2 separate regions of the Homo sapiens genome follow, and region 1 is linked to region 2. The links are chromatin loops, found by intact Hi-C in ENCODE. Cell type or tissue: psoas muscle. All regions are shown on one strand. Each heading gives the region's core, and the rest is flanking DNA. Links, peaks and the distances in the headings are about the cores only. Region 1 has its middle 70 kb from the start of MIR492. Region 2 has its middle 14 kb from the start of PLXNC1.

Region 1 (5,386 bases), core at 120-5,119, 630 kb after region 2:
AACAGTAAAAATATAAATAATAGAAAAAAGCTTACAGAATAAGGATATAAAGAAACTATTTTTTGTATAGCTATCCAATATATTTGTGTCCTAAGTGTTATTATGAACGTGTCAAAAGTTTCTTAAAATTTATTTTTAAAGTTACAGTAAGTTAAGGTTTATTATTAAAGAAAAAATTTTAAATGAATATAGTGTAGTCTTAGTATACAGCGTTTAAAGTTTACACTTGTGTGAGTGGTCACATTCACTTACCACTCACTGATTCACCCAGGGCAACTTCCAGTCCTATAAACTCCCTTCATGGTAAATGCCCTATACAGGTGTGCCATTTTTAATCTTTTATAACCCACTGTGTTTTTACTGTACCTTTTCTGTTTAGATATGTGTAAATACACAAATACCACCATGTTACAACTGCCTATTCAGTATGGTAACACTTTGTATTGGTTTTTAGCCTAGGAGCAACAGGCTACAGCATATAGTGTAGGTGTGTAGTAGGCTATGCCATCTAGGTTTGTATAAGTACACTATGATGTTTACACAATGACAAAATTGACTAACGATACATTTCTCAGACCATATCCCTGTTGTTAAGCAATGCACGACAGTGCAGTAAGGGCTCACTTCATGTCATCAACAGGAAACTGCAACTTTCAGTGAAACAACATATAGTGAAACTGATTTTGCCACAGGCTAATTGAGATCAACAAGAGCTAAGTTCTTATGGCATATTTCTGATCACAAAAAAAATCACAAAACTTCTAAATAAAAACCAAAACATTTATAATATTAAACACTGAAATACATGTGAGCTATACATACATTTAAGTAAGGTTAATAAACACAAGGAAGATAATTATTTGCCCAGTTATTCCTGTTTCAGGGTCAAGGGTAGCTGGAGCCTGTCCCGGCAGCTGAGGCTGCAACATTGGGACCCATCCTGGACAGGATACATCCCCTAGCAGGGTGCACTCAGACCCACACCCCCACCACACACACCCCTGCCACACACACACACACACACACGCTCTCTCTCTCTCACTCAGGCTGGGACCACATGCCAGTTAACCAAACATGTACATCTCTGCGATGTAGGAGGAAATTGGGAGACCTGGAGAAAACCCATGCAGATGTGGGAGGATGTGCAAACTCCACACAGACAGGGGCCCCAGCCAGGAACAGACTTTCTCATCAAGGTGATCATGAAATGACACCGATTGAAATGACATCATTTGAGGACTTGCTGTATATGGATCAGCTGGAAATGCTGTACAGGCCACTCCGCCTTCTTATGACCAGGGTGTGAGAATTCAGCAACGCCAGCAGCCTCCATCCCTCCAGTCTTACGTTATGGAGGATTCTGTGGCCTGCGTGACTCTAAGTAAAGTTAGCTCAATGCTATGGCTACAACACTGCTGCTGCACAGGCCACAGGAGAGCCTTTCATGCAAGGTGTTTGTCTAAGCGGCTGAAAGCTGGGAGCTTGGGCCTCTCCAGCGCAGTTTACAGCACAGGCTGTGTGCCTGCTTGGTCATGCATGTTTGTCCCCGTAGCAGGATTGGTTTGAGAACTGCTCTTGCTTTCTCCTTTCACCCTTACAGAGGTTGTGGAGTAGAGATCTGTCATCACTGGAGGCTCCTGGTATCAACCATACATAACCTATTAGCTGTGAACCACTAAACTGGCTTAGGTCAGTTTACCACAAAGGCTGTGTATGCCTGAACTTCAGCAGTGATTATCTACAGATGGTGGGATTATACAATTCCAACCCCCACCCCCCAACTCCCTTTGTGCTTATCTGTTTTCTAATTCTTCCTATAATATGTATGTATTTGTACAAGGTGGGTGGGTCACTTGAGGTCAGGAGTTCAAAACCAGTCTGGCCAACATGGTGGAACCCTGTATCTACTAAAAATACAAAAAAAATTAGCGGGGTGTGGTGGCAGGTCCCTGTAATCCCAGCTACTTGGGAGCCTAAGGCAGGAGAATCTCTTGAACCCGGGAGGTGGAGGTTGCAGTGAGATGAGATCCCACCACTGTACACCAGCCTGGGCAACAGAGCAAGACTCTGTTGAGAGAGAGAGAGACAGAGAGAGAGAGAGAGAGAGAGAGACGGAGAGAGAGAGAGAGAGAGAGAGAGAGAGAGAGAGAGAGAGAGAGGTATTATTTAAATAATAAATAAATAACAAGAGACTTAAGTAAACTGCACAGACAGCACTGTCACCACCTACTGGCAAAAACAGAGAAAGACCATTGTAGGTGAACGCTGACTGCTTAACAGCAGAGAAGGCGGCTTGCAGTTAGACTTTTCAGTTTCCAGTTGTTTTTAACTTCGAAGTATAACATCTGGATTTTAGGGAGGGGAGAAGATCACTCCTCTTGAAGCATGTTACCTTGAAAGAGTTCTGATTTTCAAAAGCAAAATATAGTTCTGCTGACCATGGTTTAAGTCTGAGAGAAAATCATAGTCCCTGCTATGTATCAGTTAGATACAGTAAGTATCTAACTATGATGCCACCGCAGGCAGCAGCTTCAAATGAGAAGCCAAAGGCTGATCATGGGTTATAACAAGTATAAGTCATTTTAAAGGTCTCGTTCTTTGGATGCTTCTAATTAGGCAGTTGCCAAAACTGATGCAATCAGTAAGGCCATAATCTCTCTGGTCTTATGATTTCTGCTAAATTTCTAATGGGGACCTAAGAGTCCAACCGCAGTTTGGGTTCTATAAGCAAAGCAAACTCGGCACAGACACAAACAGCGAGAAAGGCAGCAGTTACGACAATGTTGCAACAGGCTAACTTCTTTCCAGGCTGATGCCTGGGGCACAGGAGCCTCCCTGTGTCCAGCAGCACTTGAAGTGTGGATCCCTCCACAGATGACCTGCCTGTCTCTCCTCTGCCAACCCCTGTTCTCCTCCTTGCCCAACCTCTGACACCACCTATCTCAGAAAATGGGGAGGCTGCTGCCCCCCAAATGCTCATCCTGCCATCTAGGAGCCACTGCCCTCAGACCCCTCCCATCCCTATTCTGTCTCCAATGGAAGAAACTACTACAGAAACACCCTCCCCCTAGTACCCTCTACTCCCCCAACCATCTCGTTCTCCTATGACATCCCTTATACAGTGCTCACCATATCTAGAAATTATTTTCACAATCTTTTTTTTTATAAATATGATACTTGCAATCCCTATTTGAAATAAAGGGAAAACAACACACAAATGCTTTTTACTTTAGGGTAGTATGCATGACACATCTGCATTTGCACTGGGGACCAACACACACACACACACACACACACACACACACACACGCACACACACAAGAGTGGGACCAACTGCTCTCATATTATTCACACAGGAGGCAAACAAGATTTTACTGGCAACTTTTTTTTTTTTTTTTCCAGACGGAGTCTCATTCTATTGCCAGGCTGGAGTGCAGTGGCACAATCTTGGCTCACTGCAATCTCCGCCTCCCAGGTTCAAGAGATTCTCGTGCCTCAACCTCCCAAGTAGCTGGGATTACAGGCACACATCACCATGCCTGGCTAATTTTTGTATTTTTAGTAGAGACGGGGTTTCACCATGTTGGCCAGGCTGCTCTTGAACTCCCGACCTCCAGTGATCCACCCACCTCAACCTCCCAAAGTGCTGGGCTTACAGGCATGAGCCACCATGCCCAGCCAGATTTGGGGGCAATTTTTAAAAATCATCATCTATTTGGGGAAAAGATACTTTAATCTCAAAAAAGAACATGCTATCAGAATGACAATGAACCAACTTAGCTTTGGGAGAAACTCACTTCATTGCATTTACTTTGTCATGGTCCTGCACTAGTTTGGGGATGGACTCAGGAGTGCATCTTGGACTCTAGTGACCTTCTAGGTAGTTCCAAAACTTCAAACACTTCAAAAACCAAAATTTCAGTAATTCAAGAACCACTAATATATCATAACTGTACTACTATTTCCTTAATATTTCTCTTAAATATACTCACATTTTTACTTATATAGTTTTGTTTTAAAAGGAGACTTTGTGTCACTTCCATAAAAGAAAAATCAATATCATGTGTCACAAATAAAAGGTAACCTATGAATAATGCAATAGAAACAAAACATGTTATTGAAGTCCAGTTAGACAGTGTTGCTGGCTGAGGCCTGATCTCACTGTGTAGACCAGGGAGGCTGGCAAGTGGTCAGCAGTGATTAAAGACCATCATCAAACCATGCTTTTCTCTTTAATAACATCAGAGGGATTGAAAGTAAATTGAAAATAAAAGTACTTTCACTCAAGGTGATACAATATTATCCAGTGCTAGACTCAGGTCACATCTAAAGTCATCTCCAGTGGTTCATATCCCACTCTTAGAGTAACAAGAATCATGATACTTTGGTGCATGAATATTGCTAATTCATCCAGCCATTTGACACATTTATTGAGCATCTACTACACTCCGAGCACTGTACACAACAGAAGAAGGAATGAATAAAACAGGCATGGTATTTCTTGCAAACCTTCCAGTGGTGAAACATACATTAAACAAATGGTTACACAAATTATATTTGTGTATATTTGTGTTGTTTTACATACATGTAAGCATACTGTGTGCATATATCTGATATACATATTATATATATGTGTGTGTCTATATGCATCAATTTGGTAAGTGGTTTTGTTTGTTTTGAGATGGAATCTTGCTCTGTTGCCCAGGCTGGAGTGCAGTGACACAATCTTGGCTCACTGCAACCTCCGCTTCCCAGGTCCAAGTGATTCTCCTGCCTCAGCCTCCTGAGTAGCTGGTACTATGGTTGTGTGCCACCACGCCCAGCTAATTCTTTGTATTTCTAGTAGAGATGGGGTTTCACCATGTTGGCCAGGCTGGTCTCGAACACCTGACCTCAAGCAATCTGCCTGCATCAGCCTCCCAAAATGCTGGGATTATAGGTGTGAGCCACCATGCCCAGCCCAATTTGGTAAGTGTTGTAAAGGAAAAATACGAGACGTTATGGCATGGTTTCACAGTAAGACCGTCTTTAGGTAAGGGGCCAGTAAAGACATATAGATAGGAGGATGTAACAATTAAACTGAAGCCTAAAGGTAAACAAACTTTAGCATGTTGAAAGGGTGGGTAACCTCCACACAGAGGTAATGATGTAGAAAAGGTTTGGTTCCTTTGGGGAACTGGAAGAAAGATATGTGCTGAGAGGGCAGCAAGCAAGAGGAGGGTGGAATCAGTGGGCAGGGGGTGGGACAGGGGTGGCGGGGGGGAAGCAGTCTCCTAACCTTTGCCTAAAGGGACCAGAAACTTTCTAGTTCTCTGTGGAAAGATCTTCCATCTTTGTATATCACCCTATAAATGTTTCCTAAAGAAAAATCTGTCTGTTGTTTTCA
Region 2 (5,386 bases), core at 164-5,163:
TAGGTATTTTATTCTCTTTGAAGCAATTGTGAATGGGAGTTCACTCATGATTTGGCTCTCTGTTTGTCTGTTATTGGTGTATAGGAATGCTTGTGATTTTTGCACATTGATTTTGTATCCTGAGACTGCTGAAATTGCTTATCAGCTTAAGAAGATTTGGGGCTGAGATTATGGGGTTTTCTAAATATACAATCATGTCATCTGCAAACAGGAACAATTTGACTTCCTCCTTTCCTAATTGAATACCCTTTATTTCTTTCTCTTGCCTGATTGCCCTGGCCAGAATTTCCAACACTATGTTGAATAGGAGTGGTGAGAGAGGGCATCTCTGTCTTGTGCCAGTTTTCAAAGGGAATGCTTCCAGTTTTTGCCCATTCTGTATTATATTGGCTGTGGGTTTGTCATAAATAGCTCTTATTATTTTGAGATACGTCCCATCAATACCTAGTTTATTGAGAGTTTTTAGCATGAAGGGCAGTTGAATTTATCGAAGGCCTTTTCTGCATCTGTTGAGATAATCATGTGGTTTTTGTCTTTGGTTCTGCTTATATGACGGGTTACATTTATTGATTTGCATATGTTGAACCAGCCTTGCATCCCAGGGATGAAGCCAACTTGATCGTGGTGGATAAGCTTTTTGGTGTGCTGCTGGATTCAGTTTGCCAGTATTTTATTGAGGATTTTTGCATCAATGTTCATCAGGGATATTGGTCTAAAATTCTCTTTTTTTGTTGTGTCTTTACCAGGCTTTGGTATCAGGATGATGTTGGCCTCATAAAATGAGTTAGGGAGGATTCCCTCTTTTTCTATTGATTGGAATAGTTTCAGAAGGAATGGTACCAGCTCCTCTTTGTACCTCTGGTACAATTCGGCTGTGAATCTGTCTGGTCCTGGACTTTTTTTGGTTGGTAGACTATTAATTATTGCCTCAATTTCAGAACCTGTTATTGGTCTATTCAGAGATTCAACTTCTTCCTGGTTTAGTCTTGGGAGGGTGTAGGTGTCCAGGAATTTATCCATTTCTTCTAGATTTTCTAGTTTTTTTTTTGTATAGAGGTGTTTATAGTATTCTCTGATGGTAGTTGGTAGGAAATAAGAAATCTTATAACAAGAAATCAAGCCCATGATTCAGATCAGCAGGCTTGCTGGTTGATTAAATATAGAAGGTGAGGGAAGTATCTAGGATGACTTCCACCTTCTGGTTTGAAAACCTGGATGGGCAGTGGTGCCACCGAAGGAGACTAGGAACATGTGGAGAAAAGGTATGGAAGAAAATTGACTTGACTTGAAGTATGTATGGAATGTACAAGGGAAATGACCAGTAGGCATTTAGACATGTAGATCTAAAATTCAGGGCCTAAAGTTCAGAGATCAAGAGATCACTTTTGTGTAGATTTTTTAGAGTCATCAGCAGGTAAGTAATGATGGAAGCCCGTGGTGTGCATTGGTGATACTGACCAGGGAGAATACTACAGGAATGAGAGGATGCCAAAGACAGAAGAAGGGATTGATGTCAAAGGACCAAGAGTGAGCTGAGGACTCAGTTCTAGAGAGCCTCAACAGTCAGTCTCTCTCTCTCTCTGTGTCTCTATCTGTCTCTCTCTCTCTCTCTCTCTCTCTCATATCTCTCTCTCTCTCTCTCATATCTCTCTCTCTCTCTCTCATCACTATCTCTATCTCTTTCTCTATCTAGCTCTCTCTCCTACTTCATACTGGACTTTTCTGCTAGGCAGAGAGCAAAGTCACTGCTAGCCCCAGATTAGCCACCCCCATAAAAAATCTCTTTTCTCCCACCATCCCTATAACAATTCCTGGAAAGAACTCTGGTTGACTTTGCTAGAATCACATGACCCATGCTTAGACCAAACCTAAGGAGCACTTGGGTTGGCCAGACCCATGTCATATGCCCCCATATTGTTGGAAGGAGGGTACAGCCTCTTTATGAGAAGAACAGGGATGGTAAAACTTTCTGGGCAGATAAAAATAGTTATCAGGTCACCTACACATCAACACTTTAAAAGGTAGGAGGAGAAAGTGGAGCCAGTAAAGGAGACAGAAAGTTGGTATGTCAGAGTAGATTAACAGTTTTTCAGAGGCCAAGATCTTTGTCTTATCCTTATCTGTGTCCTTCATCCCCCCCATCTAGTATCTAGCCTTGTGCCTATAATCAACAAGTGTGTATGGAATGAATTCATAGACACTACACATGATAAGTAATGGGGATTTGTAAAAGACATGACAAAGACCAACACTCAGGAATCTAATTTGGGCAATACACAAAAGCACATTTTTTAAGTAGCTGGCCACCACTGACATAGATAATAATAGAGTCTCTAAAAAGAGCCAAACTTTTTCATGATTTGGATAAAGGCACCATATCCGTTTAAACCAAAACAGTCACAGATGAGGATTTGATTTGGGGAGTGTCTTATGGAAATTAGATGGTGTTGTTTTAAAGAGTGTTCATTTTATTTCTCTGTTCTAGGGCTGACTGTAATTTCATGCTGCATTTGCAAGCCTGCAGGCAGACACCTTAATTACTATGGATGCCAGATAGAAAGAGGAGTGCTAATCAAACCTTTATTAATTGGTGACATACTTCCAACTTTCAGAAACAGATGCTAGGGAGGAATGAATCCTTGTAAACCACAGTACCCACCAACTCCCCTCAGGTGTGGATTTTTTTTTTTCTTAAATCAAGTACCTTTTACATCCACTAGGGGGAATCCTAGCGCGCTTCAAAGTCTGCCTTTTTCTATGCTTAGAATGACATACCCATGAAAACTTGCTTGTCTATTGATGGGTGTGTCCTCTACTCTGGAGAAGCTCCGAGATCTGGCATGTTGTCATATTTTTCAAACAGAAGAGAAAATATCATTCAAGATATGTTAAAGAAAATAAATTGCTCAAATTCTCACTGGAAGAAATCCATCTTAGAGAAAATTTTCCGTGTAAACAGAAGTTTCTACCAGGAAAAAGAGGGTAATTATTTGTCAGAATCTTTACTTACCAAAAAATAGAAAACACTAAATATGTGCCTTTGCAATTTTAGAGAGCTTAATTTTAAATACCTGTTAGGCACTAGTGCGATCTTTATGCTCAGTGGAGTTCTTAAAGTATTATTGGCACTCGGTTGATAATTATTATAATTATTATAAGCTTGCCTTACATAATTACAGTATAAGACTCTCCCCTTTTCAGTATAAAGCCATGTTCAAACAAAGTTTGAAAGGTGCTGTAAATTAACAAATAATTTAAAAGCTATGTTCAGTGGATGCTCCTCCATGTTATCAATAATATTTTTTGTGGCAAGGAGTTGTTTTTCTCCTTTTATATTCTCTGTCTCTGCAGAGATAGTCAATTCATGAATTGGTAAATATGCACTGTGGAGATGCCAAGTTATGTCATTGTATGTGGGGCTGTGGGTACCTCAAAGAATGACCCTTGCCCCTAAGGAGTATAGAGCCTTTACATTACACTTCAACTGACATTTATTGAACACTGACTCCGTGTAAGGCCCAGTAATCTGCACAAAAATAACACCACTGATCTTGCTCATTGCCATAACCCCAGCCTGCAACACATGCCTAGCACATGGTAGATTCTCAGGAAGTATCTGTTAAAAGATGGAGTAAGTTAATGAACAGAAAGTTTGAGGAATAAAGGGAATATGGAGATAAACTGAATTTAAGACACCATCTCTGATCTCAAAGAAATTATATTAAGTGAAAGAGCTATAAACACAACCAATGCATAGTGTATGATGTGACTCACCAGATTTTAATGCTATCAACCTACAGATAAAGTGCTCTTCAAGTTCAGAGCAGGGAATTCATAACCAAAGGGAGGAATTGGCCCCGTTAAACAAATTCAACAGGTAAGTTTAGTTACACTGCTAGAACAGAGCCTGGCATGAAGGAGACACACTTCACTATTTTGTAATAAATGAATGGGTACTTACTGTATACAAGGCCTAGTTCCTGGGGGCACAAAGATGAGACAGCACTTAGTTTCTAGTTTTCTTTATTTTTTAAATGGGAGTTTATAGTTTAGTAGAGGCACTCTAGTACAATTTCAAGGAAGACTCCCAGGAGAAAGTAGCTTTTACACTGGACCTTAGTGGATAAGTGAGAGCTCACAAAGCTGAGAAGATGGAAAGGGTGTTTTAGGTGAAATGTACAGCAAATGCAAGGACACAGGGGCTTGAAAGAGCCTGACTCATTTAAAGAAGCATGAAAATCCCACTGCTAACAACAGGAGACAGTACCAAGGATATTCCTAGCTCTTAGCATAAGGCCCTACGTATGAAAGTCCCCTAATAAATACTTGTTGTTTTTTAACAATAATGATGGTAAGAGTCCAAAGATGAGCACAAGTTTTAAGTGCTGGACAAGTATGAAGCTGAAAGAGTTATCTGGGCTGGTAGGATCTGGGGCCAGTTTATGGGCAACATCTTTGGACTTTGTGTGCTGAGGCCACAGAACCCTCCATACAGCAGGAAGGCCCTTTCCCACCAGCCTGTTACCATGGCCTGTTTTGTTTCATCTACACAGTCTATTTAACAACAAAACCAGAGAAAAGTGCTCACAGTCACTACCTATTTCTTTGAGGTCCCTCTTTATTTTTTTCTGAGATGGAGTCTCACTCTCTCGCTCTGTCGCCCAGGCTGGAGTGCAGTGGCATAATCTCAGCTCACTACAACCTCCACATCCTGGGTTCAAGCAATTCTCCTGCCTCAGCCTCCTGAGTAGCTGGGACTACAGGTGCGTGCCACCATGCCCAGCTAATTTTTGTATTTTTAGTAGAGACGGGGGTTTCACCATGTTGGCCAGGCTGGTCTTGAACTTCTGATCTCAAGTGATCTACCTGCCTTGGCCTCCCAACGTGCTGGGATTACAGGCGTGAGCCACCGTGCCCAGCCGAGGCCCCTCTTTTCATGCCTTCATGCTAACTGCACCCCTCCTACAGGCCCTTGAGTGCCACTTCTGTGAGTCTCTCCTCAACTAGGTAAAATGTGGTTCCATTAATCATATTTTGTCTTTTGGGTTTTAGTTTTGTCACTCTCATTCACATACAACCAGCAATGTTTTTTGAATACCCTTTCATTCGCAATCAAATGATCTCATAATCCTAATACTGTTAACAACACATAGCCTGTTCACAGAGGCTGAAGGTCTAGCTGAAAAGATAGGACTTGTACCTTAAAAGATAAATAATACTGCTACCTAAAAAGATTAATAATACTACTGCCATTAGCATTCTTTGCTTTGTACTGTATCTATGACCCTTAATCAAATTTCACACACACATCCACACACATCCTTATAGTTCACAGCATTCATGGGGTACACATTCAATGGGCAGCAAATAGCATTTAGTAATAAAG

What was found. Hi-C counts contacts between places; a loop is a spot of excess contacts. Peaks named below come from ENCODE experiments on the same cell type or tissue, not always from the same donor. Only the 100,000 strongest peaks of a DNase experiment are listed, where the experiment ranks them.
Region 1: a loop joins it to region 2, with 4 times the contacts of the local background. A loop is called at or near these places in 21 of 110 quality-filtered maps.

What each region holds. Positions count from the first base shown.
Region 1 is chr12:94,762,170-94,767,555 of GRCh38, forward strand. No RefSeq gene overlaps it. Among named protein-coding and RNA genes, the nearest start is that of MIR492, 70 kb to the right of the region's middle. RefSeq lists a silencer at 350-399 and an enhancer at 720-779. In psoas muscle, for the core only: a CTCF peak has its summit at 2,240 (motif pointing left); no DNase peak of the experiment used is centred there.
Region 2 is chr12:94,131,675-94,137,060 of GRCh38, forward strand. No RefSeq gene overlaps it. Among named protein-coding and RNA genes, the nearest start is that of PLXNC1, 14 kb to the right of the region's middle. RefSeq lists a silencer at 2,777-2,826. In psoas muscle, for the core only: a CTCF peak has its summit at 2,725 (motif pointing right); no DNase peak of the experiment used is centred there.